2 separate regions of the Homo sapiens genome follow, and region 1 is linked to region 2. The links are chromatin loops, found by intact Hi-C in ENCODE. Cell type or tissue: ascending aorta. All regions are shown on one strand. Links, peaks and the distances in the headings refer to the core of each region. The heading gives the core; the rest is flanking DNA.

Evidence for each region. Peaks named below come from ENCODE experiments on the same cell type or tissue, not always from the same donor. Only the 100,000 strongest peaks of a DNase experiment are listed, where the experiment ranks them.
Region 1: a loop joins it to region 2, with 14 times the contacts of the local background. A loop is called at or near these places in 29 of 110 quality-filtered maps.

The regions. Positions count from the first base shown.
Region 1 is chr10:46,321,193-46,327,580 of GRCh38, forward strand. All of the region lies in intron 16 of ANTXRL (ANTXR like), which reads left to right. Among named protein-coding and RNA genes, the nearest start is that of ANTXRL, 37 kb to the left of the region's middle. In ascending aorta, for the core only: a CTCF peak has its summit at 4,029 (motif pointing left); no DNase peak of the experiment used is centred there; H3K27ac peaks cover 1,576 bases.
Region 2 is chr10:46,225,353-46,231,740 of GRCh38, forward strand. It overlaps the pseudogene ANTXRLP1. Among named protein-coding and RNA genes, the nearest start is that of ANTXRL, 58 kb to the right of the region's middle. RefSeq lists an enhancer at 3,029-3,683. In ascending aorta, for the core only: CTCF peaks have their summits at 3,371 and 4,106 (motif pointing left); a DNase peak (open chromatin) is centred at 3,379.

The sequences.
Region 1 (6,388 bases), core at 930-5,929, 96 kb after region 2:
TTATGCTGGAGCAGAAGCTTGAGCTAAAGCCATCCACTGATTATGGTCCCATGAATTTTCCTGTAGAGAAAAGGAAAGGATTAGGACAGCAGGAGATGAGGGGAAAAGACAAAAACTTAAGTTTTCCATGATGTCAGAGAAATCTTAATTTATGATCTTTGAAAAGTTGTCCATTTCTAGGATGTTGTCTGCTTCTGGGGAGAAATTTCTCTCATCAGGTTTACCTGAAAGTCTGCAATATATATACAGTCCCAAGAGTCTGAAGGGGCCTTTCTGAGTTGTGAAATGCAGACCCAAGGTCCAAGGCCCTGAAGCCTCACTGCAGTGTGGGTGGTGACAAGGACTCGGTATGGTCCCTTCCAATGAGGTTCAAAGCAATTTTCCTCTGACATAATTTCCAGAAGACCCAAGCTACAGATTCTACACCATGAAAGGTTTGATTATCCTCAGTCAGTGCATCATAAAAAGCTTCCTTTACCTGGTGAGAATACACTTTGACATAATGCATTAAAGCCTACCAAGTTTAAGCATATCAGAGTTTAGGAGAGTGGGAGAGGCATGCGGTTCTGTTACTAGGGGCATATGCTTTCCAGTGACTATTTCGTAAGGTATCAACTTATGTTTTCCAGTAGGAGCGTATCTGATTATCATCAAAGCCAATGATAGTACCTTTGGCCAAGGCAACCCAATTGACTCAGTTAACTTTGTCAATTTGAGTTTTAAGATGTCATTTGTTCTTTCAACTTTTCCAGAAGACAGAGGGCTAAGGACAATGATAGTGCCATCATGTCCATAATATCTTAAGTGCTTTATAACTTGCACAGTAAAATGAGTTTCCTTATTGCTGGAGATTTCTCCAGCGAGTCGCCAGAAGGAAACACATTTTCTGATAATTTCTTGGCTATTGTCATTGAATCAGCTTTCCCACATGGGAAAGCCTTTACTCAACCAGAAAACATACAAACTGCTACAGGGACATACTGATACCCCGTTGAGGTTGGCAACTGAAGGAAGTCCATCTGTAAGTGTCCAAAAGGAAGGTGGATCACAAGGTCAGGAGTTTGAGACCAGCCTGGCCATATGGTGAAACCCCATCTCCATTAAAAATATAAAAAATTAGCCAGGTGTGGTGGCGTATGCCTGTAGTCCCAGCTACTTGGGAGGCTGAGGCAGGAGAATCACTTGAACCTGGGAGGCAGAGGTTGCAGTGAGCCGAGATTGCACCACTGCACTCCAGCCTGGGTGACAAAGTGAGACTCCATCTCAAAAAAAAAAAAAAAAGAAATTGCCCATCAAGTGGTGAAAATATACTACCTGAAGTTTTTATTGTTTTCCCAGGATTATGAGTTTGATAAACCAAACATTGATTATAAACCATTTTAGCAACTTTGAAACAGTCATCCCACCAGTATTTCTTCATAACATGGATTCTGTTTCAGGACAAGTTGTGGGATGCAGAGCTTTTAATAGTAGAAGCTTCAAAGACTCAGGAAGGGCCAGGCAGCCATCTGAGCCCTCTGTGAGTCTATGCTTAACATTGAATTTACATCCTTTAGATACCAAATTTGTTTTTCCAAATCAAGTGCATTGCAGTGTTTACTGAGTAGGTCATCATGAGAGAATTGACTTGGATCAATCTTATGGAGTTAATTTAAATCGTATATCCTAATAGTTTCAGCACTAGCTGATTTGGCATAAATACCTTCTAGAGCATTCCTTTTATATTCAGGTTCAGTTTTACAGGTATGAGCTTCAATCTTAATAATGGCCATCTCTGATGGTAACCAGGTAGCAGAAAGGAGTTTATCTATTTGGAGTCCGTTTATTTAATGAGGATCCCACTAGAAGTAAGAAACCCTTTGTTGTTTCCATAAATGCCAAAATTGTGTACTACTCCAAAAGTATGTCTTCTATTTGTGTAAATATTTACTGACTTGTCCTTAGCTATAGGACAGACTTGGGTGAGAGCAAAAAGCCTGTGGTTTGAGCTGACTTAAGTTGAGGAAGAATTCCCTCCTCTATTAGCTCATTTTGGGTGGTAATGGCATATCCTGCCTGATATTTTCTTTTGAGTTTTTGGCATAGGACCTATGAACAAAAAAATAATAACTCAGGATTAGCCAATGTACTGTCTCGTAAATTAACGCAAGAGGCCACTATTTCCAATACTGCACTTACACAATTGTGGTCATCACCAGAGTCAGGAAGAGTTAATACAATAGCAGCGTTAAGTAGGTTGCAGCATTTTAGATGGAGATTAGAAGACATCGGGAAGAATTTCATAAGATGCTAGATGGCTTGCTGAAAAATGCTGTGTTTGGTTGAAACTTAATAGACTTTTCACAGCATGTTGGACTTGTGAATTGAGTTCATTCCCTAAAACAAGCTCGGATGAAGCTTCCAACTTGGCTGCTGCTACATCTGCTTTTAAATGATTAGAATATTCCCTAACTACTGGGTCTAATTGCAGACTGGAATATGCAGTGGGCCTATGTTTCCCCCATGTTCTTGAGTAGGAACTTCTAATACCTGATTGTTGTGTTCATGAACAACCAAGGTAAAAGGTTTAGTGTAGTTTGGAAGTCCTAAAGCTGGAGGCTGTCATAAGGCCAGTTTCATGGTTAAAAGCCTGGACTGTCTTTCCGAGGTAAAGATTCCCATACTGCATTTCTAGTGAGCTAAAACAATGGTGAGGCAATTAAGGGAAAATTTGCAACCCAGGATCCTCAATATCCTGTGAGTCCAAGAAAACCTCTTAAATGTCTTTTGGTTCCAGGCCAAGGAAAATGTTGAATAGTTTTGAATTCTCCCAGGTGAAAGGGAAATCCCTTCAGCAGTCAGGTCATGTCCCAAATAGTGAAATATTTCTCTTGAAAATTGAAGTTTTTCCATCAAGGCCTTGTGACCTTTATGTGTGAGTTGCTATAGAAGGTAAATTGAGCCAATTTCAGAGCACTGTTGAGTGGGAGAGCATAACAGGTAATCTACATACTGAGTAACAGTAGAATGTCCAGAAGACTGTAGGGTTATTAAGTACTGAGGCAATGCCTGGGAAAAATAGAAAAGGCCAGGTGTACTGCTGATTTTTCTGAGTAAAAGCAAACAAATGTTGACTCTCTTTATGAACCGGAATGCTAAAGAAGGCTGAGCAGAGGTCTATTACCATGAACCACTTTAAATCAGTGGGTACGTTAGGTAATAAAGTATTTGAATTTTGGACTATGGGAAATCTTGGTATTATAATCTTATTAATTAGCTGTAGATCTTGAACAAATCTTCAACCTCATCCATTTGGCTTTTTAACTGGTAGGATGGAAGTGTTAACAAGGACTGGTACATGGAATTCTAAATCCTAGTTTAGTTAAATCTCCTACAATTGTTGAGAGCCCTTTAATTTCATTAGGTTTTAGCGTATATTGGAGTAATTTAGGAAAGACTTAGAATAACCAGTTTGGACCTTTATAGACGCCGCACTTTTAATTATTTCTCTATCATTTGAGGAAGAGACCCATAAATATTCAGGTGTTTTAGAAAGGTGTTTCATTATGGGCCTGAGTTTTGATCTTATCGATTTGTCTGTAGAGAGCATAACCATTCTGGTTCAGGAGAGTCAGGAAACTCTACGATTGCTTCTCCCTCTGAGGAGAATTGTATGTGTCCTTTCAACTCTGAAAGTCCTACCCTGGCAAGTTTACTGGATCACTGTTACATAGTAGAAAGGTATATTTTCTTGCAAATATCCTCAAGTTGATTAGGCGGGTTCAGATATGGAAGCCTCTTGAACTTGATTCGAAACCCTCACCACAGAGATGATCCTTTCACGCCAAGAGATTTGTTGGCTTTTTAAAGTAGGGTTTATGCTGGATAAGGCGACCCTGGTATACACCAGCATTGCACAGGATTCCCAGCTTACATCTTGTTTTTCTATGTTTATTTAAGGGTGTTTTGGGGAGAGTTTACTAGAGAATCCCTGAGCCCTGTCTATTTTTATTATTCTGAGCATTAAAATCTCTTGGGTCCCCTCTAGTGGTGAACCAGTCCAGCCTAAAGGGAGGAGCCTTGGTGGTAGACTGAGACAAAAGTCAACAATCTCCTTTCCCAGTGTCCTGGGTGTTTGCAATGAAGGCATCTACCTTGGGGTAAGGAATTCCTTATTCTGCACCTCTTGCTTGTGATTTAAAATAAAAATGAGAAGGTCCCTTTGGTCTTGGCCCCTGTAACTGGTGTAATTGGAGAGGCATAAGATTGTTAGCCTTTTGGGTTTTTTCTTGCTCTAGAGTCTTCTCAAAATGTTCAGCTAAGGCCACCAATTCAGTCATGTCTGTAACTTTCCATCCTGGCTTATGGGTTTTAATTGAACTGCCAAGTTCAGGACGGAGCTCATTTGTAAATACAGCAGTTAATGCCATTCCAGTCTCTGAAGGAAATACTCCTTGCTATATTTTGAGCACAAAATATTTCAGAAACAGTGTTTCTAAGCAAGTTCTGTAATCTGAAACTGGTTCCTCCTGCTTTGGTCTGCAGGGTTGGATGATGCACCAATCAATTTTTTCTGGAACAATCTTAGGAACTGAATGTAAAATGTGTTCAGCATTTTCTCTAGCTCCTTTTACCTCTTCTCATGCAGGGGTTTTTGAGGGTCTTTAATATCCTCCTCAGGTCCACCCCATTCTGCTGCTGCCATCCATTTCTTAGCTTCACCAGGCCCCAATATTATGTGAATAAATTGGTTAAGGTCAGGGAGCCATTCGAAATTCCTCAGTAAACCCTTGAGCCTTCACCCTTGGGTTAGGGAAGTCCTTTACAGTGGCTCTAAGCTCAGTTTTAGGCCATGGAGTAAAGGTATTTATCACAGGAAGGCCTGGCTGATCAGAAGGTCTTTCTTTGTAAGGCATCTGGGTTTTTTTTTTTTTTCATCTTCATGCTAAAAGGGTTATTTATTAAAAATGTTAGTGGACTCATAGTATGTGAGTAGAGATGGATAAAAAGAGGAATAGCTGTGAGTAGAGATGGATAAAAGGAAGGAACAGGGGCTGGGCAGGGTGACTCACCCCTGCCCTCACCCAGCACTGGTGTTAGGGATGATGGAAGGCAGGGAGAAATGAGTGGACAGCAGTCAGCAGGCCCCTGAGCCCCACAGCTGGCACTTCCTCCTCCCACAAAAATGAACGGAGGCAGCCCCTCACAACATCCCCACAGATCCCTCAGGCTGGGTGGCAGTGCCAGGAGGAGGGGCCAACTCCTTCTGGGAGTGGCATTATCCTTTCTGGTTCCCGCCATGCCTTCTAACCATGCCAGAAGAGGGTTTGAGCACAATGGCCTTGGCTGCCCCTAGGGATTGCTCAGAGGAAAAAAGGTTGGGGGCTGAGGCCTGAGTGGACAGAGGAGAGCACTGACCAGAAGCCAAGATCTTGCCTGGGCCTTATAGTCTGGGTGGTGCCCAGGAGGAGTGAGGTGGGGCTTCAAGCCCCCATGACAAAGCCACCTCTGTGAGGCCTGGACTGTGGTCCAGCACATCCTGATGGAGTGACCTGCACTCTGGGTCCAGTCGGCTTGTGGTCAGGAGGGCAGTGGTGGGTGGAATACAGTGCTGAACCTTCTTGAGCCCCAAGGAAACGTGGAGAAAACATCCGTGTTCCTCCAGGTGGAGGTCTGGGCCAAGCCCATAGACTCTCTGGTCGCTCTTGCTCTGGGTACGGCCTTGAGCTTTGTGTGTGACCTGGGGCAGGCAGGGTGAGGGTGCTGTTATGTGAAGGGACCCCAACTCTGTGCTGCAAGGAGAGAGACAGGCTGTCTGGAGAAAGAGAAAGAGATTCAGCTCTAGTGCTCTGGGGCTTTGGGACCAGGATGCTCCCCTTCAAGGAAGGCAGCTTGTCAGAGGCAGCACCAGAGCTGAGGCTCAGGATGGCTGGGCTTGGGCGTGCAACATGGAGAGGTGAGGAGCAGAGCCCTCAAGAGGAGCGAGGGAGGGTGCCAGGGCATGGCCAGCTCTTCTAGTAGCTGGGCTGTGATTGCCTGAAGGCAGGGTATGGAGACCCCAGGAACCTGGCAGGGGACGGTCTGGCGTGCAGGCTGGGTGGAGGGACTGGATCCTGCCAGCAGTGCAGAGCTTCTCTGGAGGGTGTGAGCTGGGAGGGAAGATGGTCCTGGGAGGACTAGATTTGGGGATGGGTGGAGTCAGGGAGAGCAGGCTAACACACTTGGATTGTACTAAGAAGGAAGCCTGAATCCCTGAACAGGTGGCAGGAGCCCAATCGGGCATGAAGGAGGGTGGACAGGCAGCTGCAGACACAGGTGGCTCAGGACAGGGTCTGAGGGGGCACAAGGGGAAAGTCAGCATCATCCTGGATGGGGACTAGCAGGGCAGGGGCAGGAGAGGGCAGGTCAC
Region 2 (6,388 bases), core at 951-5,950:
TACATGCTGGGCCTACTCAGGGAATCCTGGTGAGAGATGGAGTTCCCTTCTGCCCCTGTCTCTCTCTACATGCTGAGCCTACTCAGGGAATTCTGGTGTTTACAGAAGGGGTCAGAGGAACTGCATGAAGACCACAGCTTTGTGTAGACACACAAGCTTCAACACAGGCATGTAGATGTGTGGTTGTATATGTGTGCATGCGAGGAGTTTTGCAGTCATGCCTGGTGGGAGTCTGGGGGAGGCTCCTGGCTTCAAAGAGCCCAAGCCATTAGCCCAGGCTTGGAGACTTGAGCTGAGTGATTGGAGGGAGGGGCTGAGCAGCAAGCTCAGGAATAGCCCAGGCCGGCCAGGAGGACAGTTTACCTAACCGTCAGTGGTGAGGGAGCCTCGCCCCAGCCCAGAGCTGGGTCCACTGGCCAGCCAGGTGGAGGGGTTCCTTCAGGCTCTAGTGATGACCTGGCAGGAAGCTGGGGACATGCTCTAGGCTGTTAGCCTCTGTGAGAGGCAGGTGGATACTTCCCCCATATCCCCACTCCTGGTTGCAGATTCTGCACTTGCGGACAGGAACCGAGTGCCCAGTACACTTCTGCAGACAGCTGCTCTGCATTGACTCCTGCTTCCTCCACTTAAAAGTTGTGGGATGTTAAGCAAGTTGCTATAAATTCTCAGACCTGTACTTTCCTAATCTATCAAATGTGAAGAAAGCAAGCCAAGGTCACAAAATATTAGTGAGTCTACAACAATTCACCCGCGGTGATCAGCAGCACATACCCAAGGAGGATAAAAGAAAGTTGATAAAACTCCCCGGTGTTCTGATGTGACGTCCCCACCTCCTAGGACCAAGGGTCTAGCACAGAGTAGAAGCTTAGGATGTATCAAGGCCCCATTGAGCTCTGGGAGTTCTGGCTCTGCCCACTTTAATGATAAATGATCAGAGTGCTGCACTAAGGCAGCTTCACCATTAAGCAGCCATCTGGGAGGGCCTGGTGGTTCAGCTCCCAACTGCGGAAGGGGGCAACCTGGGGAAGTGCACAGGGCTCTGGACTAGAGCCAGAAGACTCAGCTGCTAAAGCCCAGCCCAGCCCTCCTACACTTTCCTACACTTCAACCCACCTGATGCCTCCTCTCTTGGAGGCTCGAGCCCCTGGTGGTGGGTGTGGGGTGGGGGATCTAAGGGCTCACCTTGTCACTAGGCAGTCCCTGTCCCAATCACCTCCATGCCTTTTTGCTGGGGCTTGTGGGTTGACAGTTGAAGTTTCAGGACCCCAGGAAAAGTGCCTTAAATAACACATTCCTGCAAACGGATAGCCATTTATTTTCCCATTGATTGGAGATGGTTGCGGTAGCACATCCTATGTGGGTCTGGTTCCTGCCGTTATTCTCTCCCTCACCATGGTGTTCCCCAGAGGACTCCCTAACAAAAGAAACCTCCTACGTGTACATTTTCCTCTCCAGTCTGTTTCTAAGCCCCTGTGAGGAGTTCAGCTAATACAGGTGTGCAGACTGGGTGTGCACATCTGCCTCCAAAAGTCCCACCAGGGTCTTGCCATGAAGGGAGCCTTCCCTGGTAGGTTAGGAAAACCAGTAGGAGAGCTAAAGCTCCAGGGTCCTTGCCCTCAGTGATTGGTGCCCTAGCGGGGACTGGGCACTGTCCACAAATCTATCCCCAACTCCTTCTTGGATGCACAGCTACTAAATTGTAGCCTCCCCTGCAGCTCAGCGGGCTGTGTCTGAGCTCATGGCAGTGGCAGGTGCACATGCCTGTCACCCAGCCTAGCCCTGCTCCTTCTGTCTGGCTGATAAGAAGCTGATCTCAAAAGAATGCTCTTGCCTGGCAGAGCTTCCCCTGCATATTGAGGTCCCTGAATGACCAACGGAGGCCTGCAGTGCCCCTGGGGGCCTGGACCCTCTCTGTGCCATCCCAGGGGTGAGCAGTGCCCTGGCTTCTTGTGAGCTTCCATGTGGGGCTACTCGTTACCTCACCTGCTCTGGCTCATTCCAGCTCTACAGGGGTGCTTAACGTGACATCCATTGGACTCTCAGAAATGTGTGTTCTTATAGTTCTGGTCTAAAATAAGGAATAAAAATTGCCCACCGTGTTCCCTTTTGTACACTTTGGTTTTGGGCAGCTCTGATGTGAGACTTGTTTTCTGAAATTATGCTGCCCCTCCCCCGAGGAGGGGGCAATGGAACAGTGGCAGCCAAGGAGTAGAAGTAGTTAGTTGGCACCTCTCAGGCATCAAAAGAGTGAGTAAATACTAACACTTCAAACAGATCCTCTAGGAGAGCACGCTGAAATTCACCAGAGACATGATGGGAATCAGACAGCAGAGGAGAGGGAAGCCTGCCGAGCTGGGACCCCCATGGAGCGGAAAGGGGCTCCCTAACACAGGGAAGAGGTGAGCAAGTGAGAGAACCCTGAAATTTCACAACTCCACCATGGACCTTCACAATCCTAGTCACAGGGAGCCCTCTCATTGCCCCCGGGCCTCCAGATGAACACAGGGAGCCTGCTGGAGACTGTGCAGAGGCACTGCTCAAGCCTACATGGATCCCACAGGCTTTTCATCCCTGATCTGCCTGGTGCAGCTGCTGCTGCCTGCCATGGAGGGGAACTGGGCACTTTCGTGTGCCCCAAAGACAGATACTGCAGCTGTGGTAAGGAGGAGTGGGTAGACAAGGCTTCCCTCTGCTGCTCCTCTCTGCCAAACGGGACTTGCCTGCTTTGGTGACAGGCTGCCAGTGCCACCGCCCACCCCTGACTGAGCATGACAGCCACAGCTCACTGTTCCCCTGAGAACCCAACCCCCAGAGGCTGCCCATTAGCCCGTTCCACCACAGGCTTGCCTCTGCTGCCCCAGGCCAGGAAGGGAGCAGGAAGGTCAGGCACCTTCCTGAGCTCCTAACAGCAAAATCCAGCTTTGGGAGAGAAGTGCAAGTGGACCATGAGCCCAACAACTATCATTGCTCATTGCCCCAGCTGAAGATTCCTGCCCTCCTGGGTGAACGGTGCACAGCACAGCCACCCTGCTATGCCTGAACATTGCAGCTGTGGCCTGGAGCCCTTCGGAAAGCCCAGCCCCCACAGTCCTGTGATCTGTTCTCAGGCTCCAGGGGATCAGCCCACCCCTCCCTATCACAGCCAGCACCTGAACTCTGGGCTGACTAGATCCTGGTCCAGCCACATCAGGACTCCTACATGCCATCTAGTGGGTCACTGAGAGGTGTGGGAGTTGGGGAATTACCTAGCCCAGTCCAACATCGCTGGCACCTGACTACCCTCTGGACCTGAGTTTGGGCCCACCCAAGCAGCCAACACTAGCCATGACTCCCACCCACATGGCTGACAGGCAGAGCCATTCTCCCTCTCTCCATGGGGTGGCGGCATTACCACATTGGAGAACAGGCGAGCCATACAACTGCCTGCATTGGGCTGAGTGAAGAATTTCCACCCTGAAGCCACTCCTGCGGAGAGGCACAGGACAGGCATTTTCCACGTCTCTCAGCCACACTGTGGCCTGCAGATAGACCACAGTGTGCATCTGAACTGAGACACCAGCCCCAGAACAGGGGTGTGATAGGGAAGCAGATTGCATTCCTGCCTATCTAGACGTGGAGCCAGTGCAGCCCCCTCATCCCACCACAGAGACCTCTGTGCATGTCATCAGGAGCTCCCCCAGCCACCCCTATCATGGCTGGTGCCTACGCTTATCATTTGGGGTATTTGTGGGAAAGCCAGGGTTCCAGCTCTGCCCAGCTGCAACCTCTCTTCCACCCTCCCAACCTACTCTTAGCAGGAAGCTCAGGGAACCTGGCATTCTGCTGTCCAGTCCATCAGCTGAAACAATAGAGAGCACCTCAGTGAGCAAAGGTCAGATATACACCCATGCGCTTATGCCACAGCCAGTAGTTAGTGAGAATCTCTCAGGCATCAAAATAGTGAGTAAATACTAACACTTCAAATAGATCCTTTAAGAGAGCATGCTGAAATTCACCAGAGACATGACAGGAATCACAGACAGCAGAGGAGAGTAAAGCCTGCACAGCTGGGACCCCCATGGAGCGAAAAGAGGTTCCCTAACACAGAAGTGCCCCCTACTGGCCTGCAGGTTGAACTGCACAGCCCAATAAAAAACAGAAGTGCACAGGGCTGCAGGAGAAAGGCCATAACCCCTACAGTGACACCCTCAAGGCGGGGGGAGGGAGAGATAACAGAGAAAATATCCCACATAAATGAAAATAAATTTGAACATAAGAAGTGTCAGCTCCTCCAGATGAGAAGGAACCAGTGTAAAAATTCTAGCACCATGAAAGATCTGAATGTTGTGACAACATCAAATAATCACACTAGCTCTCCAGCAATGAGCCCCAACGAAAATGAAAACCCCAAAATTACAGATAAAGAATTAAATGTATGGATTGCAGGGAAGGTAAATGAGAGCCAAGAGAAAGTTGAAAACTAACACAAAGAAACCATGAAAGCAAACCAGGAAATGAAGGAAGAGATAAATACCTTTAAAACAACAACAGAACTTCCGGAAATAAAAAATACACTTAAAGAATTTCAAAATACAGTTAAAAGCTTTAATGATCCAAGCAGAAGAAAAAATTTTCAGATCTTGAAGACTGGTATTTTGTTAACATAGTCAGACAAAAATATAGAAAAATGAATTTTAAAAAAGAACAAATAAAGATGGGATTTTCACCAAACCTATAACTTATAGACATTCCTGAGAGAAAATAAGAAAAAGTAAGCAAAGCTGGAAAACATATCTGGGGGAATAATTCAGGAAAATTTCCTTAATCTTTCTAGAGAGGTAGACTTCAAAATATAAGAAACTCAGAATACACCTATAATTTACAGAATGGGAGAACATATTTGCAAATTATGCTTCCAACAAAGGACTAATATCCAGAATATATAAGGAAGTCAAACAACTAAACAGAAAAAACCAAAGAACTTCATTTAAAACTGAGCAAAGGATATGAACACTCATTTCTCAAAAGAAGAAATATAAGCAGCAAACACATGAAAAAATTCTCAACATCACCAATTATTAGAAAAAGGCAAATTAACACCACACTGAAATATCATCTTATACCAGTCAGAATGGCTATTTTTAAAAAGTTAAAAAACAACAGATGTTGGTGTGGATGTAGAGAAAATGAAACATTCATACACTGATGGTGGGAATGTAAATTAATTAAATATCTATGGAAATCAGCTTGGAGATTTTTCAAAGAACTAAAAATAGAACTACCATGTTACTCAGTAATCCAACTACTGGGTATCTATCCAAAGGAAAAGAAATCATTATATAAAAAAAGACATCTGTACTCGTACATTTAACTCAGCACTATTCACAATAGCAAAGTCATGGAACCAATCTAAGTATCCATCATTGGTTGGCCAGATAAATAAAATGTGGTATATATACACTATGGAATATTATGCAGCCATAAAAAAGGAAATTATGTTCTTTGCAGCAACATGGTGGAGGTGGAGGCCATTATCCGAAGCGAACTAACTCAGAAACAAAAAATCAAATACTGCATGTTCTCGCTTATAAGTGGGAACTAAACAATATGTATACATCGACATAAGGATGGAAATAAGGTGGGAAATAAGAGGGTGGGAGGGGGATGAGGGCTGAAAGACTGCCTATTGGAAACAATTTTCAGTATCTGGGTGATGGCTACGCTAGAAGCCCAATCTCCACCAGTACACAATATATCCTTGAAACAAACATGCACATGTGCCCCCTGAATCTAAAATTTAAAAAGGCAGCCCACCTGCAACTCAGTCCACCTGCATGACCAAGGGTTGTGCCCCCTTTTCTCCCTTCACTAGGGTGAGGAGCTTCTGACTGATGCCAAACCAGGGAGATCAACTCAGCTGGAGTGGAGGAGGCAGGGCTGGAGTGGCCCACAGAAGGGTGGCTGGCAAAGTTCCCTCTGCCTGCTCCTACTGTCACTGTTCAACACAGAAAGCCTGGGAGGGTCCCTGTGGGTGGCCAGGGTGGAGGGGTTCTCCCCTCTGATGTCCTCTAAGCTCGCCTTCTTAATCTATGACTTCCTCCCTTGAGGGATGAGGAAGGATGACAGGCCCTAACTTGAGTTCACATTGGCTAAACTCCAAAGGCTCTCAATCCCCATTAACAAACGTATGTTGATTTCACCAGGATCACATACAACTCTTCATGAAATTGCACATGCATTTCTCCTTATGGGGTCTCAGAGCCACAGAGATGGAAAGCAGCATCTTCATGTTTACACATGGGTTAACACAGGAGCACAGGCCAGCTGCAGAGAAGTGGGCTTGAACCTCCCAGGGCAGAAACATAGTTGTCATTAATTAGAGACAACCCAATCTGAGGAAGAGATAAAA